4 separate regions of the Mus musculus genome follow, and regions 1, 3 and 4 are each linked to region 2. A link is a loop called in an ENCODE intact Hi-C map of the cell type or tissue named here. Cell type or tissue: left cerebral cortex. All regions are shown on one strand. Each heading gives the region's core, and the rest is flanking DNA. Links, peaks and the distances in the headings are about the cores only.

Region 1 (8,220 bases), core at 1,910-6,909, 320 kb after region 2:
TTTAAAACTCGAGTTTTAATTCTTTGTATTCACACCAGATTGTTTCTACTTTTTTCCAAGCCCTTTAAGCTTCCACTGGCTGCCATTTGTCTAACATAAACAGCCACTTCTTCACGGGTACCTGGAGACTGTAACTCTGACCTCCCTAACTGTCCACTCACCGCACTTTGCCCACCACAGCCAAACATCTGTCTTTAATCCTAAGTGACATTCTTAATTGGGTGAACGGCTGAGCACACCACTTAGATTGTCTAGGTCAGAGATTCAGTCTTCCTAGAGCAGGGCGAGCCTTGCTCTTTTCGTGCCTTTGCAGATGGTCACAAAGGGGCTTCTCTGCAGAGCAGTGTTTCCTGTCATCGGCAGCATGCAGCCTGTCTCTGCTATATGGGTGTTCACCCTCCCTCATCGTCTATGAATGCGGTATTCTTTCCACTGATATATGTCAGCATTCTAACACAAGAACAGCTTTAAAGTCACTAGTGACTTGAGTTTGAGTTAACCAAATAGACAATTACCGGACTTCTTCCTGTGTGCTTTACGCTGCTGTCCACGCCTGCCTCCTGTCTTTCCTGACAGCATTTACAGGCCCTCCAGCCCCATCCTTTCCCAGAACAGGGAGCTCGTTGTTTACCTTCAGGTCACTCCATCCCACTCGTCCCATCTTTGGGTGTTTCCATGGTCACCAGTCTCTTAGTGAGATCTTCTATAACCCCATGCTGAAGAATCTTCCCTTCATTTGGTAATCTACTGACAAAGGGAACTGCCCTTTGTGAGCGCCTCAGGAGCACCTATACATAAAGTATCTGTCTTTTCCCTCTATGGTCCTTCAAGGCAGGAGCTAGCTGTACCCTCAGTTTCCTTTGCTTCGCCTATCTCTCACAAACATAAAGTTCTGCTTGTCCTTGTGGCTGTCGTGTGTCTGCCTTCTTTCTACCATCACTTTCCTCTACTGACTTATGGGAACCTCTCCAGCTCTAGGACAAGGAAAGCGTCTTTGCTTCCTCTGGTTTCTATGGCTACTGAAATAAACAAACAGGGAGACTAACTTAAGTTAGCAATTCAACTACAGGAATAACAATGTGCACATACACAAACACACACTCGGACCCTTGTAATCTGTCACTAAATACTTTTAATACTAGCAATTTCAAGGAAAGGGCAAGCAGTTTGAGGCTGGCCTGGTCTGCACAGGGGATTTCCAGTCAGCCAGGGTTATAAAGAGAAACCTGCCTCAAGAAAGACAGATAATAATTATAGAAACACATTTTTTAAATTGAGAGATATTTTTAAGAACTAAATTAAGAATTAGTTTACAATGTTTTAACCAATTGTTAAAACAAACACACATGTGTGTACAATTTATTTAACTAGACAACAATACTTACCCTAGCCAAGAGTTCAAACTCAGGAGCAAAATTCTGGCAAGGTCCACACCAAGGAGCATAGAAATCAACCACCCAGTGAGTTTTCCCTTGTAGAACTTTTTCATTGAAAGTCTGAGGTGTTAAATCTATGGATGCTTGGGGCAAAAATCTGCAGTAAGAGAATCAAACATTTTTTATTATACAAAAGCAAAGTAAGCATTCTACAGCAATACTGTAAGCATTACTGTAAGCATTACATACAGCAACACTGTAAGCATTCCTAAGTTAGAAATGGTTCAACCCTTGATAAATGCCATCCTTTTCCAAGTATTTTTGATGCCAGAATCCTTACTACATACACGAGAAGATAAAGAGCTGCAAATCAGTGTTAGACATCAACATGCACTTGAATCACTCACCCAAGACCCCAGCTTCTCAGGGAATACGCATCCCTATTCCAGCCATTGTAACTACTGAAAGAGGAAAAAAAAAAAAAATCAAGCTGTAAATAGTATTTCTATTACTGCATATGGTCAAGAAACAGTCTTACTGTAGGAATTAAAATAAAAATAGCTCTTGACTGGTTAATGTCACCTCCTATCTCTTTCCACAAAGTAAATAAGAGTTATATGACTTAAAATATATTTTTCTGTGTCTCTGTTCCTTTCCCCACCCTTAACTACTCAGGACTATACTTGCTTTTTGTGATTTCCCCATAGTAGACTCTTTTAGCTTTTACAGAGAAACCCATGGCTCAATTTTCACTTAATTACAATTGTTTTGTTTCTTTTTAAAACCTGTATAGTGTAGAATGGGTGGATACCAGGACAGTCCTGGGTTCAAATCACTGCCCCCAACCTTAGCAGGTGAGCGGTAAGTCTGATGGGTTAGTTCTTTCTCAGCAGTGGTAGGAGGGTGTGATTCCCACCCCCACTAAGTATAAAGACTGCTATGAACAATGGAGGCAAGGCCAGGCCTGGACTTAGGGCCAACTGAGGACTTAAACACCAGTTCTGTCTCTCACAGCTTCTTGACTGGAACTTCGTAACTAGTTTTACTGTCCAGCTCCCTCGTCTTCTGAGGGAGCCTCCGGTGGTGGCTCCCACTACATATCTGCTGGCCTAACTTACGTGTTAACCGTACAACCAAGTGATTATGATGGAATACTTACTGATACTGATAGGCTTTACTTGACTTTTGGGGATAAAATCTTATCTCGGGGTATCTTTGAACATTTTCTTGAGTACAAAAAGAATGATACTGTTGGCAGTCCACACTGCCTACATTGATCAGTCCAGTTAACGTCTATAAAAGAACAAAGTCAATACATGGGTCAATGACTAAAGCTATCTCTGTAACTCACAACTAAACAAAAGTCCTGCGTAGTGAGCCCTGTCTACATGCACATGCACTGTTTGTATGCACGGCCCTCGGAGGCCAAGAGCACTGGAGCCCCTGGATCTGGAGTTAACGATGATGAAGAGTGCTTGGAACCAAACAGGTTTTCTGCAAGAGCAGCCAATAATCCTAACTGTTGACTCAACTATCTAGCCCGCACCGCAACACAACTTTTATACGTGCTCAACAGCCATTGTAAAATGGGTATTTTTTAATCAGTATCAGAGAAACAATGGGTAAGGATTTAAAATATGCCATTTAGATTAATGAATTTGAATGCCGTAACTTTCTGTTTTTTTTTGTTTTTGTTTTTTCGAGACAGGGTTTCTCTGTATAGCCCTGGCTGTCCTGGAACTCACTTTGTAGACCAGGCTGGCCTTGAACTCAGAAATCCGCCTGCCTCTGCCTCCCAAGTGCTGGGATTAAAGGTGTGCACCACCATGCCCAGCTTGTTTTTGTTTTTGTTTTATTTTTGAATGCCATAACTTTGTAATTAAGAACTTCCCATAGTTAATAACTGGTTTTACTCATTTACTATGTAGGTAAATACATTTTTTCAAAAATTCTATGCTAACCTAGGCTGTGGTGACATAAGTCTTTGACCCCAGCACCTGGGAGGCGGAGGCAGGTGGATTTCTCAGTTCAAGGCTAGCCTGGTCTACAGAATGAGTTCCAGGATAACCAGCCAGGGTTATACAGGGAAACTGTTTCACAAAACAAAAAACAAAATGACAACAACAACAAAAACATCAGCAACCAAAATATAATCAGTATTTTTTAAAGAATCTTTTTTTTCTAATGAAGATACGCTTTGTCTGATTCAGTATTTTAAATTTGCCTTCATTTAGTACCTTACAACACTGCCTGTTTACAGGAAATTTATATATATGTTTTACTGTTTGAAGTTGTTTTCTACTTTGTTTCATTTTTTCTTGTTTGTTTTGGAGAAAGAGTTTGGAGCTTGGTGGCCCAGGAAAATCTTGGACTCCTGATTCTCCTGTCTCAGCATCTGAATACTAGTCTTATCAGGATTCACCACCATACCTGCCTGCAAAGCTATTTTAAAGACCCAATATTATGAGCAAACAGTATCTGTAAACTCTAAAAGTAAAATGATAGAGAAATCTAAACAGAAAATGAAGATGCTCTGAGGGTTAGCACTGGTAGCACTTTGGTCAAAAGGATCTTAGACAGCTCAGTTAGTGGGCAGAGGCAGTGGTAACGATTCAGTGAGGTCTGTGTCAATTGTCTAGTTACAGGTTTATCCCCTGGTTTCACAGTGACTGTGAAGCAAACACTGGCAGTAGGTGTAAGATGTAAGGAAACCATGGTACTGTACCCGGGCCATGCGTTTCCATTCTGGCATCAAGACCTGACAGGGATGACACCATGGAGAATAGAAATCGACCATCCAGACTTCATCATGCTTTCTCTGTTTAACCAGCTCATTGAAAGTGCTGGGTGTAAGAGAGACCACTGAAGGGTTTCTGAGATCCTAAAAAATAAAAAGACTATTATTACACACACCAAGATTTTCATGTATTTCTGGCAAGTTACTGGACCAGTCATTTAGAAAGTTCCTATTTAAAAGAAATCAGAAGACACAGATTTTTTAAAAAGTCTATTATTAAGTTCGGATTCTGTCAATCAGTTTGTTTAAAAGGTATATTTTCTCACTAGTTTTAAAACCACTGTAAGCTGGAAAAAGAGGTATCCTAGAGGAAAGTGTGACCAGATCATATAACCAAGCTCTAGGGGTAATCCAGATGCCTCATAGGCCTCACTGTCTGTCATGATAGCAGGAATACGTTCTTAGAAGTGACCATTTAATGACTAACACAAAGCCTACTACTATTATTTCTGATATTTAAATGGAGATGCTACACACCTTTCTAGAGACTGTATATTCCAAATGCTGTTTTAACAGAGCCTCAGCCTGTATCAAGTGATACTAACACATTAGCTTCACCAGGACAGCAATTAAAACAAAACAACACAACATATTACTTTGGAGGACAGATGAATAACAATTACAATAAGCTACAAGTTTCAATTTCTTCAGAAGTTACTGAAATTATTCTAGTGTCAAGAGTGAAAGAAAACAGGCCCTTCTGTGCTAACAGTGACAGGCTTGGTGCAGGATGCCTGGCCTTGATGCTGTGAATGCATTGAAAGGAAACAGGAAAAGGGTGACAGGCTTCATGGAAATTTCACATATTCAATAGTAGTACCTCCCATGTACAAAACACCAAAGTAAGTAATAAAACAAAGGCTTACATTAAAAGAAAGGTTTTCAGAAAAGAATCTCGTGGCACAAAAAAGAATAAGTCCTAATACAAACAGTCGTCCAAAATACACATATAAATGAAGATTTCTAGCCATAGCCTAGGATTTAAATACCTCTATGAACTCCAAGATCTGTTCCGCAGAGTGATGTCCTTCATACTCATGAATACTGGACTGATTGAATACCACTGTCGTTGGATAAGCTTGGATGTTATACTGTGAAGAAGAAATTCACATAATTTACCTATTAGTTTCAATTTTGTAACAGCTTGCTTTTTATAGACATACTTATTTTTTATGTATGGGTGTTTTGCCTGAATGTATGTATATATATATATCATGCGCTTCTTGGTGCTGGAGGTCAGAAGACGATGTCTGATCCCTTAGAACTGGACTAATGGACAGCTGTTCTCACCATGTGGGTGCAGAGACAGAACCTGGGTCCGCAGTAAAAGCAACAAATGCTCTTTCTTAACTGATGAGTCATGTCTCTATCACCCTCTTACAAGACTGTAGATAGAAACCCACTACTATCTTCCTGGTGGGTTAGACAAATTTAGCAAAGACAATGCATTAAAGCTTGTACTGATAATTAGTTAATTGTTAACCCAATGGCACTAAAATGTGGGAAGTGAGGCAGAGTAATTGCATAGTATGTACTTCAATTCATCTTTTTGCTCTCTTCAAACTAGGAGGGAAGAGGAGAGAAAAGACACAGCAGTCAGCTCTTCTAGTGACAGTAATTAGTCATCCGGGAGGGCAGTGATTAGCCACACCATATACAAGGACAAATGACCAAGAGCAAATATATTCTATATTAAAGAATTGAGTCATGCTGTAAGAAAATGGTCACTTTTTATTCTTTACTTGAGACAATTCTTATAGTATATTAATTCCCTCCTCACAGTTAACATGGGCATCAGCCCTGAAAGGATTTTGTAATGTTTAAAGTGATGAAGTGATTTCCTTGTCTAACTCATTAGTAAATGGAAAATTTCAAGATTTATAATTCTAGAAAAATTAACATATTTTGAAGTTTTAAAGATGTGTGAATTCAAAGAATTTTCAGGTTAACAGACTAGTTCAAAGTTTACAAGTTTCCATCATCTTTTGAGTTAGTCTAGCCACACAAAAACTCCTTCATACCTCAGAGCAATTTTACTCAGTAGTTAAAATGACATAACCTAGCCTGGTGGTGGTGGTGCAAAATTTAATCCCAGTACTTATGAGGTAGAAGCAGGCGGATTTCTGAGTTTGAGGCCAGCCTGGTCTACAGAGTGAGTTCCAGCATAGCCAGGGCTACACAGAGAAACCCTGTCTTGAAAAAAGAAATAAGAAAAAAAAAGCCTAAGCCTACTTTACAGACGGGCCGCTGAGCTGAGCGCTGAGCTGAGCTGCTGAGCGAGCGAGCGAGTGCCGGTGATGGGGAAGCAGCTGTGGGAGCAGCCTGGGGATTCTGTGATGCTTCCTTTCTCCCCTGCCTGGTGCTTTAGTTGTTGATAATGGGCTCACTTGAGAGAAAATGTAGGAGACTAAAGGCATTAACATTAACTACTGTTACTCATGATGCTTGCATCTTTGGTTGGCATTCTCCTTTCCAAGTCACACAAAGGACATTAGACACCAATGACTCTTTTTATTTACTTCCTTAAAACACCCTGCCCCCCGCCCCCACTAACTTTTAATTTCAAACACACGGAAACCGAGAGTAATCCCATAACTACCTACATATCTGCTCCTTATATTTAACAGCTAATAGGTATGGCCATGCCAGTTGGTAGCTGACACTGTGTCCCTTGCTCTGAATCCTTCCTAACCTGCTGCACTGGCAGGTGTCCAATCCACTTCGCTTTAACCTTTCCCACATGTTCATTTGTCTTAAAGACTTTTCTCTGATTCTGAGAATACTTAACTGCTGACATGTAACCTGCCTTTTCCATTGAGTTCTTTAGGATTTATTTAAGCTGGTAAAGATTTTTCAGTGCAGTTTTGAACCCAGGAATTAAACATGGGAGGGAAGTGCTCACTTGGCTTGGCTTATTTGTAGTGCTCTGGCATTTCACTATTCCATTTCTAAATATTGTTACATTGCTTTTTTTTTGTCAATCTGATAAATTTTGGTAGGAAAGATATCAAAATTTTGATTGAGCTTGTATTTTCTTGACTAGTGAAGCCAAACATTTCCAGTCTTATGCATCAAAAACCAGGCTTTCTTTTCCTTGCCACCTTTTTCTTTAACACTTTAGTTTTTGAGTTAAAACATTCACATTACAGAAAGGATATAAACTTTTATGTATTTAAATAGCTATAATCATCATCCAGTCATGACTACTGTAGTGGTCTGAATAGGTTTGGCCTCCATAGACTTATATGTTTGAATATGCTTAGCCCAGGGAGTGGCACTAATTAGGAGGTGTGGACTTGTTGGAGTAGGGGTGGCCTTGTGGAGGAAGTGTGTCACTATGGGGATGGGCAATGAGACCCTCCTCCTAGCTGCCTGGAAGACAGTCTTATTCCTGGCTACCTTCAGATCTAGATATAGAACTCTTGGCTCCTCCTTTAGCACTGTTTGCCTGGACACTGCCATGCTTCCTATCGTGATGATAATGGGCTGAACCTCTGAACCTGTAAGCCAGCCCCAATTAAATGTTGTCCCTTATAAGAGTTGCCTTGGTCATGGTGTCTCTTCTCAACAATGGAAACCCCAACTAAGATTGCTATGCTTACATCATCTATACCTCTTCAATTTCTATTTTTATTCCAACATTATAAAGTTTCACATTCCATTCAGAAGTATCAGAATATATTTTAAATATAACATGTCGTCACCCACATAAGCACTCTGTCACTTTCACATATTAAAAATGAGCAGCTCCTTTAAATTGGATATCCTATCTGGACAAATCATCTACTCTAAGCTGACAAATATAAGGAAATCTAAATAATAATAAAGACTGTAGAAACTTAAAAGTATGTTACAAAAGTATAAAGACTTAGATAAAATAGAAACTTATGTAAGTATTTTATGAAGTCAATTACATGCCAGAATAAATACATACTGGAGTCTGGTAAACAAAATCTTGCATATCATAAACCTTCTACGTATCTATTTATAATTCAAGTACAATTTAGTAGCTTGTTGAAACTGTTTCAACATTACTGCTATAAATGG
Region 2 (8,220 bases), core at 1,227-6,226:
GATTCTAGTCAAAACATTCCAGGTCTCAAGTAATTTTGGAAACGTGAGTATATAATGTCCTCCAAGACTTTTGCAGTCCTGAGAAGGAATGAGGGCAGTCTTCAAGTAACCCATGCTTCCCAAACTAATTTGGAATATCTGTGTTATCTACCCTGGAATTGACTGAAGTAAACACATTGGAACTTCTTTGTCGTATGCTGAAAATCTAGAGAAGAAAACCAAACAGCAACATAACAACTTATAGTTATCAAATTACAGCAGATTTTCAAAGCACTCATAAGGATTGCATTTGTTTCTCCTCCAACTCCTTTACCCTTTCTAAGACAATCATGTAAATCAAGACCCACATACGGTTGTCTCAAAGAATTTAAGAGTGAATTCTGAGATTCCTAACTGTGGAAGAGGACAATGGGTACAATGGAGAATTGAAAGTGTTTGACTTAAACATCAGTGATACAATAGAAACAGATATATAAAAGTTGGGATCTTAAACAGATGCATTTAGCACTTAAAACGAGCAGAATGCATAGAAACAAACACTTATCTAGGACTAATTGGCTACTCTGGATCTTTTGTTGCTCCATATCAATTTGAGGATTTTCTATTTATGTGAAGAATGAGATGAGGATGTTGATTGTGATTACAATCAATCAGTAAATTGTTTTAGTAGGAAGGTCTTTTTTTAAAATGTTAATTCTACGAAGCTATACGCTTGGGAGGTCTTCAAATTCTAGTACCTTTCTTAATCTCTTTCTTCACACATTTAAAGTTTTCATTGTAAAGGTTTTTTACCCATTTTGTTATGTATATTCTAAATATTTGATTTGAGAAACTGGGAAGAGGAGCGTGTCCATGATCTCTTTCTCAGCATGCTTGTTACTCATATGTGTTAAGACTAGTAAATTTTTTAAGTCAATTATGTATCAAAATACTTTGCTGGAATTATTGATTTCTATAATTTTTCTAGTCAAATTTTGGAAACACTGAATATAAGATAATATAATCTTCAATTAAAAATAATTTGACTTAATATTTTCCCATTTGTATCCCTTCTCTTGCCATACTGCTCCAGCTAAAGCTTCAATCACATTATGGATGAGCAGTAGGGACAGTGGGCAGTCCTCTCCCATTCCTGATGTTAATGGGGCTTATTAGTGGTTTTATTTATTTAGGATGATATTGGCCATGGGTTTGTCATACATAACCTTTATTATGTTGGAATATGTTTCCTACAGTCCTAACTTGTTCTAGGGCTTTTATTAAGAAGGCATGTTGAATCTTATCAAAGACTTTTTTTCCCTCTATTGAGATGATCACGATTCTTGTATTTTTTTGTCCATGTATTTGGTTTACTACATTTATTTTTTTATATATGTTAAAAAAATAAAAAACAAAATAAGAAAAAAAACAATGAAGCTGAAACATACTTTACTCTTGTAAGGCAATTCCCTCCAAATTGAAGCATTTCTACCAGAAGTGAGAGGAAGGCTCATGAGACTAAGAAGAGAAAAACAGCACAGAACGGATCAGATATGCTTTAGTGGTTAAGAGCACTGGCTTTAAATCCCAGCACCCAAATGGTAGTTTAAACCACCTGTATCACTCAGTTCCAGGGAATCTGACACCTCTTCTGGCCTCTGTGGCACCAGGTATGGAAATAGTGCACATACATACAAGCAGGCTAAACACCCATACTCATAAAATTAAAATAAAAAAGAAATAGCTGATTAAAGTATTCAGGACACCTTAGTGCAGGAGAAAAGCCATCAGGCTTACTACGCTGGTGAAGTGGTGAAGGGTATGGTAGTTGTAGGGCATGGGGCAACCCTTTCCATAAATAATAAATTGGACTTTGCAACCTTTCATTGCTGAAAAGGAGATCAAAGTCTAGATTGCTGGGAAACACCTTTAATCTATTCCTTGGGTGTCAGAAAACTTTAGTGAGGCAGAGCCGGAGGACCCTGGAGCAAATTAAGGCTATAGTACAATAAGCCACCACTCAGGCCCATGGTGTGGTATATTCCAACAATCTAGTGTCTGGCAATGTCTTATTACAGAACTCATCAACACAAACATCTACTGTTCTAGAGCTAAGCTCCTCTTAGTGCACCCTTACCTTCCTGTAACAGGTTAACTGTTCACTGGTTACAAAGCAACTTGTGGCATTATACAAATTATGTAACAAAATATCAAACAAGTACCTAAGCTACCCACCAAAAGCTAAGCATTATCAGACATGCTGAGCCATAAGACTAGATCAGCAGAATAGCAATGCACAATATGGTCAAAATAGGGCCCAACTCAGGAAAAGATAGCCAAAAACACCAATATCTCGACTTCTCCCTCACTTTACCACTTTTCCTCACTTTTAGTGGATTCACTACCATAGCTGACAGTGCAGAGAAAACACAGGTTTGTTATAGATAGGACTTGATGTACTACTTGATGGCACACCAAAATCTGCTGCCATTATGGACTCTTGAAAATCTACCCACTTGGCTGAGCTTACACAGTGAGTCTCATGAGCTCCTTGGTTTAGTGACCCCAAGTCAAATGAAATGCTGACCACAGCTTTAGAATATCCATCACATTCTAGGGCTGATTTGAGAGGCTGTTTGAACAACACAGATCTTATTCCCACTTCCTTTCCACTGCATCTACAGTATATTCACCTGCTTCCCTCCTCATGTAACGTTGCTGTTAAAGTCTTGCTATTTTTGCCTAGGCAGTCAAGTTCAAAGCTTGCTATCGCTTTCTCTGGGATTAAATTCTTAGGTGAATCCTATGTTCTTCAAATACATACTTCCAAATACTTGTGGACTTTTTGCCACATAAGTTTCCGTTTTTGTTCAAAGTATGTTTTTTATATTCTAACTAGGACTTACTAATCTCCTTAACTGTCTTTCTGATTTCAAAAGCCACCTTTAACTTCTTTATTTTGGGGACTAGAACAAGCAGTTAATGGCACTGTCTGCTCTTACAGAGGTCCCAAGTTCAATTCTCAGCAAGTAGAGGTGGCTAATAACATGGCTATAATATGGTCTGATGCCCTCTTCTGGTTGTAGATGAACATGCATATAGAGCACTCATATACATACAATAAAAAAATAAAAATATTCATAACTTATTTTTGCAGTTGCCAGCCTTACACATGCTAGATAAGACTTTCTCAGCTCACTCCCAGTCCACCACCTCTATTTTTATCTTGCATTCCCCATGAGGAATCTACCTGCTTTTGCTCATTCTAGTTTAGTTTTCTTGATAACTTTTTCACCCTTAGTTCCAATATTTTCTTAAAAATTTAAACTTCTGATTTTGTGTTATTTTATAGTTTGTTGTTTTCTAAGCATATTACACTTCAATATAAGCTAGGAGTTACAATGTTTATCTGCCTCATGGGCATTCTTCCGTATCTGTGGGAATATCATTTTGACCTTTATCATCTTTCACAATAAGTTAGTGCTATTACTTGTGTGAATCAGCATTCTGAAGTTTTAAAAGGAGACTTGGTTTGAGGCTCTCCTAGCTTTACAGAGATGACAATTCTATTGTTTAATTACACAATAATCAAAAATTCAGAAACAGATTTCCTTGGCTCTTAAATGAAATTATGTGATAGATACAAAATGCTATTGGGGAAAAAATCAAATTCAAATACAACAAAAATATTTCTAGCCAAAAGACAAACTTCTCATTTCATAAAGGCCTAGGAAAGCAATAAAAGTCTCCATCCAATAAAAACAAGGAAGCCTTTTTAAGTGTGCTTCCATTGCCTAGCCTTTTCTATAGTCAATAGAGTTCTTTGTATAATGAGGCAAGATATAAAATGCTTCAATGCAATGTGCTCTAATAAAGAGATTTTTTTCCTTTCCAAACCTTCATCCCAGAAAACTAAAATCTCCAATTGTCATTTGCGGTGACTTTAAGCTTATCAAAACCTTAGAGGGCTTGTTTCTTACCAGAATGTGCTAATGCGTACACTGCTATACTGGGAGACAAAGGCTACACTCAGCCTCCACTTCTTTACAGCTTTTTTACAGTCAGCAGCAGTGAAGGCAGAAAAAGTAACTGTCAAGTGCCCAGCCCTAAAAGGAACTTTATATTACCCTCCAGGCTCAGGAACGTTACACAGTGAGGAGTGGAAAGGCTTTGTAAGGGGGGAATAATGGAGAAGAGTGCTGGGGAATCATGAACTCACGGTGGCTAAGGCAGCCGTACTGGCCTGCTCAGAGCTGGACCTGTCAACCTTCAAGTCACAGATGGCGGGCTTATGGGGCCCTGTGCCTCCACAGTATACTGCTGACTGTTGATGGCTGCTGGAGAAGCAGGTGTTTTTGTCTTCAGTGGTACAGCCACTGATGAGAGCCCTGTTCCCGTCAGTAGCTCTACATCCTTGCTCATGTGGGAAACCCAGGCTAAACTCAGTGGGCACTAAAAACAAGACAGGTGGGAAGGAGATTCGGGGATGGAAGACATGGGTGAGAGGGGAATAAGAGGGTCTTGATCAGAGAGAATCATGATCAGAATTTACTATGTGTATGAAATTGTCAATTACTTACAGTAAATAGGGGTGGGGGAGGAAAGAAAGTTAAAATTCTATTAAAAGAAAAACATTAACAGTGCATGCCCTGTATTTTTTAATTAAAAGCTTCTTTTCTTTTAAGAGCCCTTTCTGAGAATCTTAGCAGCCAAAGGAGATAATCTGAACAAAAAAATAACAAGAAACAATAATAAAATGAAACCTGTTTTCAATATAGTATATATACAGAGTATCTTTGTAAATATAGGTATAGTATTATATTTAAGTTCTTTAAGACACCAAGGCCTGAAAACATTATTCTGTATGATAAAGGGAAAGGCCTGGTATTTCTGTATGAATGTATACTACTGTAATCAAAGAGCCTATTACATAGGGTAATTCTGAATATAAATGCAATAGTAGTGACAGCTGGAAAAAGTCTTATTGTCTCCAAACAACTGATACAGGTAAGCATCAGAAATACGTGGGCTTTAAACATTTTATCAAAGAATTCAGAGAAGGTTCCAAAGAAGCTATTAGGCCTGTACCTGTGTCCAGTGATAAAGATAAGTACCTTTAAAAGTGTGACGAGAATTAGGTGTCTCTTCTTTTTATATAAAGTATACCTATTGCTATTAAAAAAAATGAAAGCAGAATGGGATTCTCTCCAGATATAATGGCTAAGATGTGAAAAAATGAGGTACAAGCTGAACCATAAATACATACATATACATACACACATACATATACATATATACATACACACATACATACATACATACATACACATATACATACAACTGACCAAATCCAAGCACTAGACTATGTACTCACAACTCACGTAGCTGCTTTACCAAGGCCAGGAGTGTTGGATAGTGAGGAACACAGAGAACTATTGTTTTTAACAGATTTAACTATTAAACAGTTAAATATTAAGACACTATTACTACTGTGGCAACCTCATTAAGATCATTATTTGAATAAAGCACAACAACAAATAGTCAATTTGGGGGAAATTACAAATTTAAATGACCTGTATTTTGCATATTAACAAACTTAAGACTCTATAGAAATGTTTTTTATTTATCCAAATATTTGGATGAAAAATATCTCATATCTGAGAAGTACTCAAACAAAAGAAGGAAATCAAATATGACAAAATGTAATAATGATAATGAAATCTGGATTCTAGGTATAAGTTACTAACATGTTTTCTATTATTTCAGTGAACTCTTAAAACTACAACAATAAATCAACCTTCCAAACAAATGTTTAGCACATAAAAATTGACAAAGTTTATTTGGAAACATTAGTTGTAGATGGTTTTTAAAAAGAATATAAGAGATGACAATCCACAAGACATATACAAAGATATTAAATACTATCTAAATTAAGACCATAATTCAAATTGCTAATTATAATCACTGTGTCTTGGTAAAGCAGCTCTCACTCTCTGAGATTCATCCGCCTTCTCATGAAAGCCAGTGAGACTCACTTGAAGCTCAATCATTTAATTGACCGCAGTAGTCGCCGGGTACCCGGCACTAAGCATGCACTACATCACAGAAGCACAAATGCCATGTGGGCATCTTCTCTTCAGGTCTATCACGGCCATCTTTTAAAGTGCAAGCTACAGATGGGCTGTTTCCTTAACCAAAGGATTGTAAAAGATGTATCCGAGATGGGTATCCCACACTGCCAGGATGGTTATACAACTAACCCATGGCATGGCAGCCCTCTGCTACTGTAGCATAGCGGCTCAGTCCAGCTCCTGCTGTACTACCAACCGAACATGTACTCCATCGCTCTTGACACAAGGCTCTCATCCTTCTTTGGTGTCTGTCTGTCAGAAATAACCTATTAAATAACACATCACAACAAAAAAGAGAAAGAATAAAAATGTATCAGGTTAGTTTCCTTAGTGGCAGGTAATTCTACAGTTAACTATTTAATTCTGACATTAAAATTCGAATTTTTAACATCTTCTAGTTAGAAAACTATGTAAAACCAAACCCTACAAAATGAGGAATTTAAAATACAGATCTAAAGAGTAATAACAAAAAACTCAAATTCTGTAATGATCTCCAAATTTCAGGAGACTACAATGGGAAATTCCCCCAACCATCTGACAGCTCACGCATACTTCATGTGCAGGTATCATGGCCTGTGCCAAAATCCAGGACTCTCGGGAAATCAATGGGGCCAATAACAGCTTAAGCATCTCAGTTCCCATACCATTCTTGAGAAGGCAATGGATTTCTTTACATTTTTTAAATGACCACTTTCTCATCTGATATTCAAAGCTGGTCACCTTCCTTTGATAACTGATACTATTGCATTGTAAAGTTTTTTTGTTTTCGTTTACAAGTTTTATAATCAACTTGATAAAGTTTAATATTTTTTTTCATGCCAGCAATGAATAATATTTTGGTTTTAAGAACTGTTTTCTTTTGCTTTGCAGTACTGGAGATCAAACCATATACCTGTGGCACATGCTGCATAAAATGCTGAGCTATGTCCCCAGCCCAAAGAAAGAAACTGCTGCAAAATTAAAGACAACTTTCTTTTTTTTCCTTTTTTTTAATTAGATATTTTCTTTATTTACATTTAAATTTTTATCCTTTTTTCCCCTCCAAAACCTCCCATCCCATCCCCCTTCCCCTTCCTTTTGAACTGGTGAAGGCTCTAACTTTAAAAATGAGAAATTTAGAAGTTTGAAGGCTTCATCAAGGAAAATGAAGAGTAAACATTTAACTGTACACACACACACACACACCACTGATCTAATGAAACAGTAAACAGGCTACATGTATCCTAAGAATACCTGGTAGTCACTAGTGGAGGCCTTGTATGCTGTGGCAAGAGGCCTCATGGTAGAAACCCTAGGAGTGCTTCCGGACTGTGTTGGAGTGCCTAAAGTCCTGATGGGTGTTGTAAAGGCTAGAGATGGAGATGACAAGACTCCTCTGTCACTGTTTTCCATGACATTCTGGAGAAATAAAGAAACATGGGACACATCATCTAATACTGTGTAATACTTTCCCCAAAACACCCAAACACACACACACACACACACACACACACAAACTTATTAAAGACTACTAAATTTGACCATTTAAGTTTTTAAGTAAACTTAGCTTTGAGAATAAATACTATTTCTTAGCTAGAATTTGGGATCTAATCCAAATCAAACAGCCTCAATTTAATTATATATCACAAGAACAAGAGTCTCTGCATAAGACAGATGTTTTGGAATAGCAGGCTCCAGAGGACGTGAGAGAGGAATGGGGATGGATAAGCCCGGAACACATGATAAACATGTGCATTTGTTTAAAGCGTCTTAGAGCAGACCCTAAGGTAAGTCAGCAAGGACAAACAGAACTAACTCGTATAACTGTACAATTCCTATAGTGCCATCAGAGAGCCCTAGGGAAGAGAGGACTCTGGGGGTCCTGGGTGCCATGCAGCTTCAGACTCTGAGTGTCTCTTCCTACTCAGGTTCCCTTATGCGTTCTAAGAAACACCGTCTGCTTTGCCTGCTTTGTGTGTGCACTGGCAACAGGCACAGAAACTAGTATGCAGCATTCAGGAAAAGGTTTGCATATATTTATTTAAAGTATGTTCCAAAGGGGTTTTTTTTTTAAGCCACAAAACTTAAATTCTACTCACTAATGTTGAAAATTCTACTCACCAATGTTGAA
Region 3 (8,220 bases), core at 1,231-6,230, 340 kb after region 2:
GTACAATGTATGTAAAGACTACAGTAATAATTTGGCTCAGGCCTTCACAGCCACTCAACACTCATCCCCAAGAGCAACCTGAAACCACGCAGGTACCTTTCACGTTATATGTTTTGTAGAGGTTCACCAATTCTTAGTTTTCATACTACATTTTTATCATATTTTTCTTATGTTTACACATATTTAGCAATGTGCTGCCACCTCCTGTATTTCCAGCACTGTAAGATGCTATACAGTTTTATAGCCTAGAAGCAACAGGCTATACTATAAAGGCTAGGTTTTAGGTACCATGAACATACTAGGCGTGCCTTAGTAAATTCTATGATGCCTTACAATGATAAAATTGCCTAGTGTATTCCTTAATACATTATCCTTAATCTTTAAATAACAGATGACTATCCTACATACATGTATACTCATGCACACACACGTAACAGATATATGTAATGGATACATAAATCAATTTTAGTGTTTTCATATGCTCATCCCTCAAATTAAACAGCACAGAAATCAGGCAGATATGAACTTCACAAGCTTATTCTACTATGTATAAAAGTCACACCCAATCAATGTCAGTATCAGAATTATAAAAAACCTTTCCAGCTTTTACAACTGACAATCCCCCAGACCACAGTGGGAGCTTTAGTAATATTAAAGGATGAGAATCATTTACAGCACAATACCTAACCACTACAGACAGTAAACAGCAGGCTAAAACTGAACAAAATCTAAAGTTTGGAAATGACAAAAACATTAGCATCTAACTGGATCAACTTATATAAAATAATAAGCATGGAAGACCTAGAGGTGAGCTTGTTAACACTGAGCACAGCTAATGTTTAGAAAGACACAGAGTTAAATCACACATAAGTAGGATAAAGTGTTCAAGAAACCGTAAGATACTTGGTGTCAATTTCTGCTGTACTTCTTACATGGTGACAGTTTTACAAAAAGGAGGGATGCTTACCAACATGCCACTAAGCCTGAGTCGGGTCTGTGATGTCAAACAATCTGAGGGGAAGAAAATGTATGAGGCTATTTTAGTTTTAATTAGAATGGTTCCCTTGTATAGCCATGTTGTTTCTAGTGAATAGACTTGGGCCCTTCAACAATCGGTCTCTATCTCACAAACAATCATTCCTGCCCTTTAATGTCTCAGGATTTCCACTCACAGAGAAGAGCAGCCAGAGTTTTCTGTAAGGGTTTACTCTCTCAGTAGCTCTCCTTTGGCCAAGAAACGTCATGATTTGAAAAAAGTAAAATGTAATGGAACCACTTGAAAAGGTATATGAAGAATCCTCAAAATATAATAATTTTTAATCTTCCAGGCATATATATATATATATATATATATATATATATATATACATAAATATGTTAAATATGAACAATAGGATACATTGAGGTAAAGTTTGGAAGAAAAGTAACCGTGGCCTGTCAGAGGCTAGAGATGGATATATAACATGTTAGAAAGTTTCAAAAGCTCAGGTGCAGACAGAGAAATCGCACTTGGCACTGGCTAGACTGGTGGTTCTCAGCCTGTGGGCCGTGACCTATCAGACATCCTGCATCTCAGATACTTACATCACTATGCATAACGGCAGTAAAGTTACAGTTAGGAAGTAGCAATGAGCTAATACTATGGCTGGAATCACTAAGACGTGAGAAACTGTATTAAATGGTCACAGCACTAGGAAGGTTGAAAACCACTGGGTTTCAAGGCTGTGATTTCTCAACACAGGTCTTGGGAGGATGGGCGAATGGCTCTTTTTAGTCATTAAGCAATAAATATATCCCCAGCAAAGGGGCACAAAGGTAAAAAGGTGATGAGTAAGAGAAATATACATATTGGGATCAGACACAAAAAGTTTGAACAATGGGACTGCTTTATAATATCTGGAAAAACTTTTAATTGATCTTACTCATAGGCATATAGGATATTGAATTTTAAACAATTTACAAAGGCCCTTAGAAAATAAGACTATGACCAATAAAGACATAATTTTATGAGGTGGACACATATTTTATATATGTAACTTTTAAAATCTAAATTTCTAAAACCTATTTTGGAAGCAATTGTAGTTGATATAATTAATTACTTTGGACACTGCCCAGTTTATCTTTGGCTATTTGAGGTACAATGTATCCTGAGAATAACTAGGCTGAAAAACTCATCCACTAAACATGAAATTATAAAGATACATTTACATGTCACTAATTTCATTACCTGTTAGGTGTAAAATACATAATACACATTTACTAAGTAAACACTTTGAAGCTTAAATTGCATTTTGAAATAACTGATTACTGACAGAAAAACAAAATCAAGTTGAGCAGCATAAATTACCTTCTCCTTTAGAGCAGAATGTGATCAGCCAGCCAACACCAGCAGCAAAAGCAGTTTCTATGGCATTAACAAAATTTCCTTTAAAGAAAATAAAATTTGTGAGTACATGTAACACTTCCAAATGGTATTTCTTTCTTTCCATACGTAACTACTTCCCGTCCCCTCTAAATAGTACTAATTATTTTTTTAAGACAACAATTAAGAAAACTCAACCATCATCAGTAAAGTCCCGTCTAAGCTGAGCTCTGCCTGTCTCCTGGCCAGTCACAGTTCTTCCCACACACGCTCACTGCACTCCACTGCTCTCCCTTAGACTGGGAAAGCCCTGCTGGTTTCCAAGTACCCAGTGTTCTCTGAAGCCTTCCTACTCAGTGCTATGAGACACCAGTTATGTTTTCTTTAAAAAAGTCCATTCTAACCTTTCTTTTTCTAAATGGGTTGTTTCATATCCTTTACGCTTAGTTTCTAACCATAAAAGTTATCGGACTGTATTTCAGTTGCTCATTGGTATCTTGCTCACTGAAGTGAAGTGGGATCGGATACTCTTTTACCGTAAACATAGTGTTGAACACAGTTTCTACCACACAGATGCTGCCAAATGAATAAATAAGACATTCCTCTAGCTAGAAACTGTCTCATGGATACTTCAAATAGCTAAGCTAAAATCACTTGGTGAGTTAAAATCTACCACTAGAAATGTTTTTGACCTTTAAATGAAGTTTCTGCCAGTGGCCATGGCCGCAGGTACATATGCCTCAGTGCTGAGTCAGCTGTTTCAAGGATGCCATGTCCTCCCATCTCACAGCCCTCTACACCTGAATTGCAGTAGTCCTTACGTAAACCCAACCAGCCTGTTCAGTGTACAAGGCAGCAGCAACCTGAGCAGTGACACACTTCCTTTCTAAGAAGTGCAGAAAAAGATACTGTAAAGTATCATTACTGTGACCCAAATCAACTCTCACTGTAAATTCAAAATACTGATTTCCAAACATGACTGAAAAGCACGCAATTAAGGAAACCTTACCTGTTGACAGCTCTGTCACTGTGCTCCTGACGTGCTGCATGGCGAAGGCCACTAAGCTCTCCTTTGACCGATCTCCATTGTACTTCACTGCAGCCTGATGGTTTTATAAAAACATTTATTACTTCTTCATTTCAAAAGCCTACCAAATACCTATATTTAACATTGTTTTGAATAATGCAGGAAGTTCTAATTTTAAACAACACAGTGCATTTACAAATAATACTTAAGAGAGCTGTGACAGTACAAATCATATAGAATACTCTTTTGCACCATTTGTAACAATTTTAGCTTCAGTTTTATCCACAGAAATTGGAAAAAAGGAAGATTAGCACTTTCTATCCCATGAGACAGCACCTAAAATACATTATAAACCATAAAACATAATATGCACATTAAATAAATATCCTTTATGACAGGAACTGATGGTCCCTAAAAAGTTTCATAAAGCAATACAAAAATGTTTATTATAAATTAGCTCCTAAAGTAAGAAAAAGCAGAAACAGCCTAAAAGTTTAGATATTGTTTTCTCTAGTATTTCGCTGGTTATAAAGTTTCACAAATCTTAAAAACAGAGATATCCCTTACCATTCCAGACCTAAAGATGAAGAGGCTGGGGTAGCTGTTAACTCCTTTCATTCGGCAGAGCATCCGATCATCACCACAGTTGACAGCTCCGATTCGAAGCAACCCATCCACTTCTTTAGCAAATTCTCTCCACTATGACAGTAAAGAAAACAAGTGTTTCTTTGGTAATGTTTCTTAAGAACTCTTGAGCATACTACACTTTATATAATCTTAAAGGGGAAACATTTTACTAGATAAAACATTTAGTAAAAGTATATGATAATGATTTCACAGTCAGTTACTAACACAAAATAACTTCCAACATACAATAATAAAAAAAGAAAGAACACATAAAACATCAACTAGGAAAAAGGCTTTAATGGCTGGGTTATTAAACATACGTACAGTGGGGGCTAAATCATGGCAATGCGAACATCCTGGGGAGTAAAAGTTTACAAACCACAGTTCTCCAGAGTTGACAGCAGCATCTGAAAGCACATAAGCCTAGTTACAGCACACTTCAATCACAAACCATTTTGCTAAGATCAAAATGAAAAAAAAAAATCAGTCCTAAATAGTTCACTGCCTTACTTCCTGTGGTTCTTTTCAAATGTCAAGCCCATGTAACTTTACAACCTCTCCTACATCTATACTTGAATGAGTAGCAGCTTTGTAGGGGAATGACTGCCATGAAGCCATACGTGTGGCACAGGAGCTAACAGCCAGGGCTTATGCCAGTCTGTGCACATAGGAGATAAAGAGGAGCACCAGAGCTGAGATTACAGCTCTTCTACCCCCACAGCGAGGCTCAGGAAGCCAGGGCCTCTCACAGACGCTGAGCTTGATCTTTGAGGCAGGTCTCACTGTATAGCCCTGGTAGCCTGGAATTTGCTATGAATACCAAGCCTGCCTTTAAAACACAGGTATCCTCCTGCCTCTGGCTCCAAGTACTGAGATCAATGGTGTGTGCTAGGGACCTGTACAACAGAGTAAAGATTACAGTGATTAAATTAAACCCTTTTCCTAAGTAAGATCTTTACCTTTGAAAAGCAAGTTACTTAAAAATGCAAAGTAAAGAATTCTGTCATTTAAACATCAATACATATTTTCCTAACATAGATATGAAGCATCATGAAGCCAGCAGCATAGAACTATAGAATGAATTGACGAAGACAAACTTATGATTTTAAGGAAGGCTCACTCTAATATTCTAGATAAAAATGTGAGGGCAATTTGCTTTAAGAGTCTTCATAACATTTAATACCCAAATCAGTTGTCAGTGTTTTTAAAATAAAATGTCCATAAATTATAACTATTAGGGATTGTGTACTATTTTTGCGTAACTGACTGGATAGCTGAAAACATCCAGAAACACAATTCAGTGGCAGGGTGGTTCTGTGGAGAAGCAGTTCATGTACACATTGCATGCAAGAGTGCGTAACTTAGCCTTTTCCTCAGTCCTTCTCTAGCAGACTTGAGGACCTGTTAATCTACCTAGGTGATCTCAACAAATGTCACGGCTTAGACCAACAACTGGTTTTAATTTAGGGAAAGTCTTCAACAGAGTTAATGAAAATCTCCATAGAAAAAGAGATCCTTTTATGAATTATAAACACACGAGATGGAGTATCTATTGCTGTATGCATCCCTGAGTCAGAAGCACTTCTAATCTCGGCAATAAGTACTGGCTCAGTTCTTACTGCCTATGTAGTAGTAAGATTAAAAATACACTTTCATTTCATTTATTCATTTCATAGATTTGGAAACAAATATAGTTTTGCTATGTTGTCTAATCTAGGCAGGAATGCCTCCTGCCTCAGCTTCCCATGTCGCTGGGCTCACAGGATAGATAGGCCACTGTCCTGGGCTCACAGGATAGGCAGGCCACTGTCCTGGGCTAAAAGTGTTTTTAGAAGCGAAGTAAAGTAGCACAATGAAATGCTTTTATATTAACTCAGTAATAGAAAACAGAGCAAGAATATTTAAAAATGCAAATTTCTTTTAAATCACAAAGCCAGACTATCTATTAATATCTTGTGCAATAGCTTCTACTAGTACAGAAAATACAGCACTGTCTTAAGTTCCTCTTTCTTGAGCCATCTTCAAAAGGATGCCTGAACTGCGGCCTTATTTCATGAGATGTTTTCTACCTTTCAAATACAGTTTAGAACTCGATCACAACCGATGTACTGTTGTACTGTGACAAAGAAAAAGACAGCATGCATGTGCTTAATGGAAAACAGGATTTCTCACAAAAGGAAAAGATTCTGACAACTTTGAAATTAATGCTCACTAACTACTACTGTCGCTTCTCAAGTGAGGTCACACATTTGCCGTTCCTTGCCTGGCAAAAGTGAACTATGTAATTTATAGATTAAACTTCTCAGTAGTAACAACTGGAAACTAGACAAACTATAAAGACCTATGTTGAAAGCCTGAGGCAGGTGTAGTAAGGAAACCCAATGCCAATACATGGAATGGTGGAAATCTGAGTCAGTACTGGCCACTGCTAGAAGAGATGCCTGGGCGGCAAGAAAGGCAGAGATTTCAATAGATTAATCAGCTAGAAGGAGAAAAGGACTTAAGGGTACAGAGGAAGGGCTCTGCAAGTAGAGATGAACTGGGGCATGACCACAGCTTGTGACCATTTTGTTCTATCTGAATAGAGCTGATTTGAGAGTACTGGGGACTATCCCAGAAGTCACTAAGAATACACATATCATTTAAAAATGATTCTATCATTATTTATTGGGAGACTGAATAACTCAACAACAGAAAAAATGGCAGTAAAAACTCACGAACAAGCCCTGTGGTGACATCTGCCCAAATACAAGTTGTCTCCAGAACCCACATTTGTCATCTCTCCACCTTTTGATCTAAAATGTCAGGATCATCTTATCACAATCTCCTGACGTGAAGAACGAAGCTAGTAGTAGTTAACTATCTCTGAATTATCTCTAGGGTTTCATGGCTAAATTTAAAATTACCATTTGGGGTTCTAAGTGACCTAATTAGGAGGCCCTTTTCTGCCAACATAAACCTTAGTAAAGTCTTATTTTTGGTGGTCTCACACAGCAGCCAGTTGCAGGTTTGGTTCGGTTCCTCTGATTCAATATGCAATCTCCTGTTTCCTAGCCACAAATGGTCCACAAAACATTTACAGATGAGTCAGACTAAGAACCACACAGGAAAAGCTACAGAGCTATTTAACCACATAGTATAATACAGGTATTAGTTTTATCTGGCAATAAATCGAGTTCCCCTATTTCTTTTGTAGGAAAGATGTTGATATATTCATATACACAACTTTCAATGGGTAAGAAGTATTAACATTTCTAAAATTTTATTTTACATATGTGATAGTTCCGCAAAGCATCGAAATCCTTGAAACTATAGTTAGCAATGGTCGTGACACCATGTGGGTGTTAGGAATTGAATCCAGGTCTCTGAAGAGCACTGGGCAGGCAAATTCTCTAGCAGTAGTTTTCCTAATGCTGCAACCTTTCATGTTGTGGTGACTACCAACCATACATTTATTTTGTGTTATGTCATAACTGTAATTTCACTGATGTTGTGAATCATGTATATGTCTGATATGCAGATGGTTTTAGGTGATCCTGTAAAAAGGTTGCTGATTCCTCAAACTGAACTCACTGCTCTAGCCCCATGCTGGTGCTTTTATTTTGAAACAATGAACCATACGCTTCTCTGAAAAGTTTAATGGATCATGTACATCATATTCTTTTTTAAAACCTGAAGAATTTCTAACTTCTGATTACATTTAGACTGGTGAGTTTTGGGTAAGAGATGTGATTTGTATGTAAGTCAGAAAGTCATATGCCTATAAACTTACCAAATTCTCTTCTTTCTAATGTTATGATTTCAGGATCATCATCGTAAATACCTAATTTTAAAAGTGGATAAAAAAAATCATAAAATTAAAACTTCATTAAAACAAATCACTACATAAAAGATTATACACTCTTGCCTTAGCTATACAAAAATCAGGTAGTTACACTGAATTTCAAACTTGAAAACTAGATGTCAAATTAAGAGAAAAGCCAACGGTAACTCTGACGACTGATGACTCGTTCGAGACTGCCATCAGCTTGGGAAGCTCCTTCCTAATCACCCATTGGAATCCGTACGAATAGGCTCCTAATTGCCTTCTCCAATGAACTCCCTGTTTTGCTTTGTTACTTTTAAAAATAACCACAAACTCACTAGAAGTTGCAAAAAAATGGACTGGAGAGCTGGCTCAGTGATCAAGAACACTGGCTGCTCT
Region 4 (8,220 bases), core at 2,152-7,151, 300 kb after region 2:
ATGGAAGGATCATTGAAATATTTTGAGCAGTACAATGGGCAATGTGGGAGAAGATATTAGTACTCTGAGTCTATGACATTGAATGAGTAAGAAATAGATGTTGTTACACTATGGACTGTTCCAGAAATAAATGCAGATATGTTTGAAGGATACTTACATAATACACACACACACACACACACACACACACACACACACACACATACACACACACCCCACACCTCATTATAGCACATACACAGCATGGTACATATTTGAACAATGACTATGATATTCATAGATTTTTCAGAGAGAAAAAAACCCTATCTAAATGTTTACTAATAAATACTTATATATTTTAGTTTCACTTTATATGATGTTATTAAAATATTATAGAGAAAAGTTCAGGTTTTAGGTAGTAGTGATTTGGAGCCCCCAAGACACCATGTCAGATGATGATTCAAGTTACAAAGGTTACATTTTACTTGTTTTGATTATGTGAGACAGATTTTCACACAGTAGCCCAAATTGGCCTAAAAACCATTGTCACCCAGCCTGGCCTCTATCTGGAGCCAATTTCCTTCCAAGAGCTGGGATTCTTGGCATAAACCATACGTTCAGAAAAAGACCAAACCAAACCAAACCAAACCAAACCAAACCAAACCAAACCAAACCAAACCAAACCAAACCAAACCAAGCCAAACCATATCTCAGTGTTTCTTCAAGGCAGTTAATCTTTGTAATTATTGTATGTAAAGAGAGACTTGCCTATGTTTTAGGTTATAGATAGTAATCTGAGAACTGAGGGCCTCTTGGGTTGGTTTTACTTTACATCTACGTATTAATTGTTTTTTGTTTGTTTGTTTGTTTGTTTGTTTTAGAGTTTACTTTTATTTTATATGCATGGGCATCTTCCCTGTATGAATGTTTTGCATTGCATCTTGAATGTTATGCAGAGGCTAAAAGAGAGTGTTGGATCCTAAGGGACTGGAGTTAGACAGATGTGAGCTGCCGTGTAGGTGCTGGGAATTGAACCTGGGTACTTCAGAAGATCAGCCAGTGGCCTTATCCACCAAGCCATCTCTCCAATCCGCCTGTGTTGAATATTGTAACAAGCCTACGTTCATGTATTATCTGTACACTCAGGAAATTAGAGATGATTCAAACAAATTAAAATACTCTTTTAGTGAAAGGAAAAAAAAATGAAAGAAAATTTCTCACATGTGTATCAATCACTGTTTTGCAGAGGGAATACGTGACCAGATGAAATTGAAGTTATCAAACAAACCTTCAAGTCATGGGTCTCTAGGGCCAACTGCTTGCTTATGCTGGCCTCCCCACTGTGTCTGCTGAGAGCCTGCTGCTCTCCATCTAACCCAGAACACTCTCACTGTAGTGTTAGTCAGTTTAAGATGCTGTAATAAGCACAGACCACAGGCTTATAAGCAGCAGGCTGGTGTTTCTGAGTTTTGGAAGACAAGATGCCCAAGATCAAGGTATGGACAGGCTTAGCATCTGATGTGGATCCATTTCCTGGTTTGTATCATATATAGGACCTTCTAGCTGGGTCTAGGCTAGCATTCTCATTCTACATCATGAACTATTCACCTCTCCAAACCCCACCTCCTAATATGTACCCCATTTTTAAATTGGGCTGTTTGGATTGTTGGTGTCTAGCTTCTTGAGTTCTTTATATATTTTGGACATTAGCCCTCTGTAGGGTGTTGTTTTGTCCCAACGACAGTGATCTCTGATTCACAGTAGCTTTTCATCTCATGAGGTCCTGTGTATTGATTCTTGGCCTTAGTGCCTGAGCCATTGGTGTTCTGTACCAACGAGTTCAAGGCCATTTCCAACTTTCTGTTCTATCCAATTAAGTGGGTCTAGTATTACATTGAGGTTTTTGATTCATTTACACTTGATTATTGTTCAGGGTGATAAATATGAATCTATTTGCAATCTTCTACTTGCAGATATCCAGTTAGTGCAGCACCATTTGTTGAAGATGTTTTCCCTTTTCCAATATGATTTAGCTTCTTTGTCAAAAATCAAGTGTCCATAGTTGTGTGGGTTTATTTCTGTATCTATGATTCTATCCATTGATCCACCTGCCCCTATACCAATACCATGCTTTAATTTTTGTCACTACTGCTCTGTGGTACAGCTTGAGGTCACGGGTGGTGATTCCTTCTGAAGTTCTTTTATTGCTCAGGATCATTTTAGCTATCCTGGGTTGTTTTGTTTTTCCATATGAAATTAAGAATTGTTCTCTCAAGGTCTGTGAAGAATTGTGTTGGAATTTTGATGGGAATTGCTTTGAATCCGTAGATTGCTTTTGGTGAGATGGCCATTTTTACTGTTAATTCTACTGATCCACGAGCATAGGAGATCTTTTCACCTTCTGATATCTGCAATTTCTTCCTTCAGAGACTTAACGTTCTTGTCATACAGGTCTCTTACTTGCTTGATGAGCTGTAGATTTCCATTCAGTTTCCTGACCCTCTCTCCTATCTCTCCCGACACATGATCGTGGACTTCCCCCTATTTCTCTCCCCAACCCCTCTCCCACTCCATTCCCTTCCTCCATCTGCCTCCCATGACAATTTTATTCCCCTTTCTAAGTGAGATTCAAGAATCCTCCTGTGGGTCTTCCTTCTTGTTTAGTTTCTTGGGTCTTTGGAGTGTACAATGGGTATCCTGTAGTTTATGACTAATATCCACTTGTGAGTACATATCACAGGTGTCTTTTTGGGCCTGGGTTACCTCACTCAGGATATTTTCAAGTTCTATTCATTTGCCTGCAAAATTCATGTCTTTGTAATAGCTGAGAAGTATTTCATTTTGTAAATGTACATACATTTTCTTTATTATTCGGTTGAGGGACATCTGGGTTGTTTCCAGTTTCTGGCTATTACTTATAAAGCTCCATGAACATAGTGGAGCATATGTCCTTGTGGTATGGTGGAACATCTTCTGGACATATGCCTAGGAGTGGTATAGCTGGGTCTTGAGGTAGAACTATTTCTAGTTTTTTAAGAAACCACCAGATTGACTTCCAGAGTGGTTGTACAAGTTTGCACTCTGACCAGCAATGGAGGAGTGTTCCCCCTTGTTTCACATCCTCTCCAGCATGTGCTGTCACTTGAGTTTTTGATCTTGTCATTCTGCTGGAGTGTGAGATAGAATCTCAGAGTTGTTTTTGATCTGCACTTCCCTGGTAATGGAGGATGTTGAACACTTAAGTACTTCTAGGCCACTGGATTTGGGTAATACAAAATCCTTGTCATGGAATATTTCAAAGTGGTGCATCAATCCCTATCTGACTCATTGTGATGATCTGTATATGCTCGGCTCAGGAAGTGGCACTATTAAAAGGTGTGGCCCTGTTGGAGTAGGTGTGCCATGTGGGCGTGGGCTTTAAGACCCTCATCGTAGCTGCCTGGAAGCCAATATTCTTCTAGCAGCTTTCAGATAAAGATGTAGAACTCTCAACTCCTCCTGACCATACCTGCTGGGTGATGCCATGCTCCTGCCTTGATGATAATGGACTGAACCTCTGAACCTGTAAGCCAGCCCCAATTAAATGTTGTCCTTATAAGAGTTGTCTTGGTCATGCTGTCTGTTCACAGCAATAAAACCTGAACTAAGACACTCGCCCATAACCATTTTTGTTTCCTTTGTATTCTATTTTGAAGCAAGTCTTGGACATTGTTATCATAAAAAAAAATCAACCTACTGAAAAACAAGATACCCTTATCAAATATCCATTACAATTTTGTTTCTTCCCCTCCTGCCCCTGCCACCTCCCACTTTTTTTGAGGGGTGGGGTAGGGTGGAGGGTAGGTCTATCCCAGGGCCTTGTGCCTGCTCAGGTGGCTCACGCCTTTAATCCCAGCACTTGGGAGGCAGAGGCAGGCGGTTTTCTGAGTTCGAGGCCAGGCTGGTCTACAGAGTGAGTTCCAGGACAGCCAGGGCTACACAGAGAAACCCTGTCTCGAAAAACCAAAAGAACAAAACAAAACAACAACAACAAAACAAAAAATCTACGACTGAGCTATATCTGCAGCCCAGTTCTCTGTATGTGTGTGTGTGTGTGTGTGTGTGTGCGAACCAGACCCAAGAAGTATACATAGTATATTTGGATGATATGATAAAAAATCCTTTCATTTCATAAATTTTTTTTCCATTTTGGTTTTTGTCTGCACATTAAAAAAAAAAACATGTATTTTATTTATACGACTAGCTGATGAAGTTGGCAGAACATTTTTTTTCCTGCTATACATTTTTTCTACTTAGTAAATTAAGTCGTCATGGTACAGACAGTTAAAGTAAGCAAAATTAGCAAACACACTAAGGAACTGGGTCACAAGACAGGAACTTCATTTTTAGAGCAACAGTCCTTCATAACTGAGAATGAGATTGTCATGAGTTTAAAAGAACATTAGGAAGCACAGAAAATTCTGAGAATTTTGAAAAAAAAGCATCAGTACAATTTGATGACTGTTGTAAATCTTGGGAAGTGACAGATGTTAATGTGGTTGCGCTCTTCGTCAATGGGAGTCTGCTTTGCTTCATGGCATGGACAGAGTGTAGCACGCTACAGTAGCTGTGTGCCTGTGTGCTGTTACATGTTAGTCATGTTACAGCAGATCACAAACGTCAGCTTGTTTACAATTTCACAGTCAACACTTGATATTCAGGGTCCTTTTAGCTAGAAAACAATGCAAACGAGGGGCCTGACTCCACAGAACTGCCTGAAGTAGAAAAGACTATCCCCCCCCCCCCCCCATAGGTGGAATGAAGTCTCTTCTTGTTTTTCACTGCCACCTACTGGAGCCTGATGTTTCTAATAAAAACCCACAGGGAAGCCTGTTAGAGGAAGGAAAAAGGTTAGGAAAATGGAGAAAGTGTTTTTCAAAGGAGTAGGTGTGGCTTCATAGGCAAAGATACATTCGATTTTCTAATAAACATCGTAAAAACACCGATCACAATACTGTTAGGCATTGTGAGGGGGGTACTAATTAAACAGCAACCATCACTGATATACATTTTTTTTTTGGTGGCATTTGCACTTTTCTGGGCATGGCAATTATATATGTGGTATACAGTGCTCCATTCTCCTGTCCAAGCAGTAAGCTTTCCTGTGTGTCGGTTTCCTGCCCTTTAGTCCACCGAAGTGTATTGCAGACTTAAAAAAAGACTATTTACTTTGTGTTTGTATTTGTGTGTGGGCATGCACGTGCCATGGCACACACAGGGAGGCCAGAAGTCACCATAAGGGAGTCAGTTCTTTCCTTCTACCACGTGGGTCCTGGGGATTGAACTCAGGTTGTGGGGGTAGGGATGGGGAGCTGGGGGTGGGGGATAGGTTCAAAGCAGGTGCCTTTAACTCCTCAAAACCACCACACCTGCTCTCATTTAGGGCACTTTATCCACATCACTGCCAAGGAACCAAAAGAAACACTATTTGACCGGCCGTTCTTTTTTACTTCTCTTGGTCTCCCTCCCTTTGGTTTGCGGTGGCACAGTGGCCACTTCTGCTGCTTCTTCTCTTTGGTTTGCGGTGGCACAGTGGCCACTTCTGCTCTTCTAGAGGCCTTACTTTTCACAAGAAAGAAAGACGTGGTATTTCTTTGTGCCTGGCTTACTTCACTTAGTAGAGTGAACTCCACTTCTCCGCGTGTTGCTTTCAACAGCCGAATGATGTTCTGTCAAGTGCCATGATGCTTATATTCCTTGGTGATGACAGCCACTAAAACAGGTAGACGCTATGTGCCACTGTGATCTCTGGTTTTGGGTTGCATTTCAGTAGTGAGGCTGAGCAGTTCTTACTGTTGACTACACAGACAGGTCATATTTTCATCCTGCTTTGAATTTTTCTTTACAATCTGGACATTAGTGAAATACTTCACAGATAAAGCTTGCACTTCCATATGCTATACTGTTTTCTCTCAATTATTTCCTTTGCTATACAGCTTTTTAGTAGAATATAGTTTCATCTATTTGTGCCCATGCCTTTGGTGTCTTTATTTAAAAAGTCATTGCTATACTACTATCTTGAAGTGTTCCCTCTATATTTCCTGATAGTAATTACAAAATCTGAGGCTACTTCTGCATGTGTATTCAGTTTTGCTAGGACATAATGGAGACATTCTTCTCTCCACTGTATGCTCTCAGAGTCTTGGTGAAAACCAGTTGTCCATATGAGTAGTTTAATTTCAGGGACCTCTCTTCCAATGACCTGACAGTTTTTAACGTTGGCAGAATGCTGTTCTCGTTACTGTGACTTAATAGTATATTTTGAAGTCTGGTTTTGTCGTATTTTCCAGTTTCTTCTCTCACCAAGTCACTCTGGTTATTCTGGGTTTTTTACCCCCCTTCTCAGTGTGACATGTATTTTAGGGGTTTTACTTCTATTTTTATGATGAACTATTTCTATTTGGACCATCTCATATGAAATTATAATTTACTCAATAACTCTTACCATAAATTATTAGCACAGTAGTTTGAATTAAAATTAGAATACTCTTGCAGTTAATTAAAATATCCATGCAGAGCTGGGCATAAAGCCAGGCTCTAAGCTCTGATATGGCAGGAATTGTAAAGGCATGGCTGGAGGGCAGGCAGAGCACAGAAGAGCAGGGGCACAAGTACACTACCATCTCACCTGGCTTCAGCTGGGTTCTCAGATCCTGAAGCTTGCATGGCCAAGTGCTTCACCCAATGAACCATCTCCCCAGTCCCTGTAGCAGTATACTCTCGACTAAAAAGATATTAAGGAACCAAGTATCCAAAACAAGTTCTAATTGGCTGTACACAGCCTGTCTCCTAGGATTTGCTCTGCTCTGCTAGGAGGAGCTGCACAGAGAAATAGTATTGCTTCAGTGTACACGTGATACTCCTTAGAGGTGTTCCATTTAAATATCAACCTGCCAGCCATCTGCTGTGAATGCACAATATGAATCTGAGGTCAGCTACTGAATAATTATCCGAGTTACCTAACCCCATGTCCAGCAGCAGGTCCTATGTTCAGCGCACATTCCATAGACATACAGCTTAAGCAAAAGTAACAGCTACTGTTTAATGTACTGCCTGTAAAATGTTTACCAGCAAGTACAGGAAGTAATTATAGGTAGGCACTGAGTAGCTAGCTATCCACTATTTATGACTGTGACAGGAGGGTAGTCTGTGGGCTCCCTTCGTGCACCCCTCTGTTGCCCAGTTCAGTAGTGTGCAAGTAACTAGTTCACTAAATTAGAATACTTTTACTAAGTAAGACTTCTTTGGGCATTCCACTTGTGGAATTTTGCATAAACAAGCTAGTTTTAAAGGAAATTCTAGGCTGTCAAAGTTAAATAAATGAAAGGCTTTTGCCGTTACCTGTCATGATTCAGAGTTCGTTAGGAACGGTAAGGCTCATGTGTGCTCACATGTACAGCAGAGCCCGAGTCAGGGAGTTAAAATGTAATAAAACACAGGAGAATCTGAATGAGGTAGAAAGGAAACTAATGCACACTGCTTTCCCTAGCACAAACCTATGGCATAGCCTTTATGAAGACAAGACTAGGGAGCAGGGAAAGTGATAAAATCTTCCAAACACAACAATCATCTTCAAAAGAATTTTAGAAAAAATAATTTGACTTTATTCACTGGCATCCTCTGACCACCCCACACACCGGGAGAGAACTGAACTAGAGGTCACTCTGTTTTTGGAGTTGCAGCAGGGACCTGTGACCCTCTGAGTCTAAACAACTGAGAAATGGGAAGAGTCCATTGTGTGCTTGATTTTAGTAAAAAGTACTTCAGTTGTTATGGAAACTTTACTGAAAAAGACAATAATTGAAAAACAGCATCATCATGAGCCAATTAAAATAAATCTAAAATTACTGTTCCTATTGGAATAGTGAATATTGGACAGAAGGAAAAACCACGGCTACAGGGGAAAAAATAATCAACATGAGTGATCAAAACAGAGAACCCAGAAGGGAAATATGTCAATATCAGGAAGACACGTGAAACAAAACCAACAAAACCATCAGTAGGAACATTTATGAAAGCAAATAAATGAAGGTGTACATACTAAACACAGGCTTAGACCTGTGACAGCCACACAGCCCATCAACTGCTGTAAATACTTCTTCTTACCTTGTTCCTGGGACAGCAGCTTACAGGATTTTTACACTTACTGTTGTGATAAATTAAGAACTCTTCAACTCTTACAAGAAAGCCTCTGTCTATACA

The links. A loop is a pair of places that touch in the nucleus more often than their neighbours do. Peaks named below come from ENCODE experiments on the same cell type or tissue, not always from the same donor. Only the 100,000 strongest peaks of a DNase experiment are listed, where the experiment ranks them.
Region 1: it touches region 2 in a loop (4-fold over the local background); 12 of 42 quality-filtered maps call a loop at or near these places.
Region 3: a loop joins it to region 2, with 4 times the contacts of the local background. A loop is called at or near these places in 7 of 42 quality-filtered maps.
Region 4: it touches region 2 in a loop (3-fold over the local background); 9 of 42 quality-filtered maps call a loop at or near these places.

Annotation. Positions count from the first base shown.
Region 1 is chr2:80,340,961-80,349,180 of GRCm38, reverse strand. It overlaps Dnajc10 (DnaJ heat shock protein family (Hsp40) member C10), which reads right to left. Exons shown (of 23, transcript NM_024181.2): 16 at 5,163-5,264; 17 at 4,102-4,257; 18 at 2,536-2,669; 19 at 1,784-1,837; 20 at 1,386-1,533. Among named protein-coding and RNA genes, the nearest start is that of Dnajc10, 30 kb to the right of the region's middle. In left cerebral cortex, for the core only: no CTCF peak of the experiment used is centred there; no DNase peak of the experiment used is centred there.
Region 2 is chr2:80,656,477-80,664,696 of GRCm38, reverse strand. It overlaps Nup35 (nucleoporin 35), which reads right to left. Exons shown (of 9, transcript NM_027091.4): 8 at 7,344-7,508; 9 at 4,626-6,376. The coding sequence ends at 6,299. Among named protein-coding and RNA genes, the nearest start is that of Nup35, 22 kb to the right of the region's middle. In left cerebral cortex, for the core only: a CTCF peak has its summit at 3,061 (motif pointing left); a DNase peak (open chromatin) is centred at 4,086.
Region 3 is chr2:80,320,863-80,329,082 of GRCm38, reverse strand. It overlaps Dnajc10 (DnaJ heat shock protein family (Hsp40) member C10), which reads right to left. Exons shown (of 23, transcript NM_024181.2): 4 at 7,789-7,839; 5 at 4,341-4,423; 6 at 3,957-4,088; 7 at 3,372-3,465; 8 at 2,348-2,425; 9 at 968-1,011. Among named protein-coding and RNA genes, the nearest start is that of Dnajc10, 9.5 kb to the right of the region's middle. In left cerebral cortex, for the core only: no CTCF peak of the experiment used is centred there; no DNase peak of the experiment used is centred there.
Region 4 is chr2:80,353,427-80,361,646 of GRCm38, reverse strand. It overlaps Dnajc10 (DnaJ heat shock protein family (Hsp40) member C10), which reads right to left. Exons shown (of 23, transcript NM_024181.2): 23 at 7,592-8,220. Among named protein-coding and RNA genes, the nearest start is that of Gm13752, 34 kb to the left of the region's middle. In left cerebral cortex, for the core only: CTCF peaks have their summits at 4,633 and 4,835 (motif pointing left); a DNase peak (open chromatin) is centred at 4,755.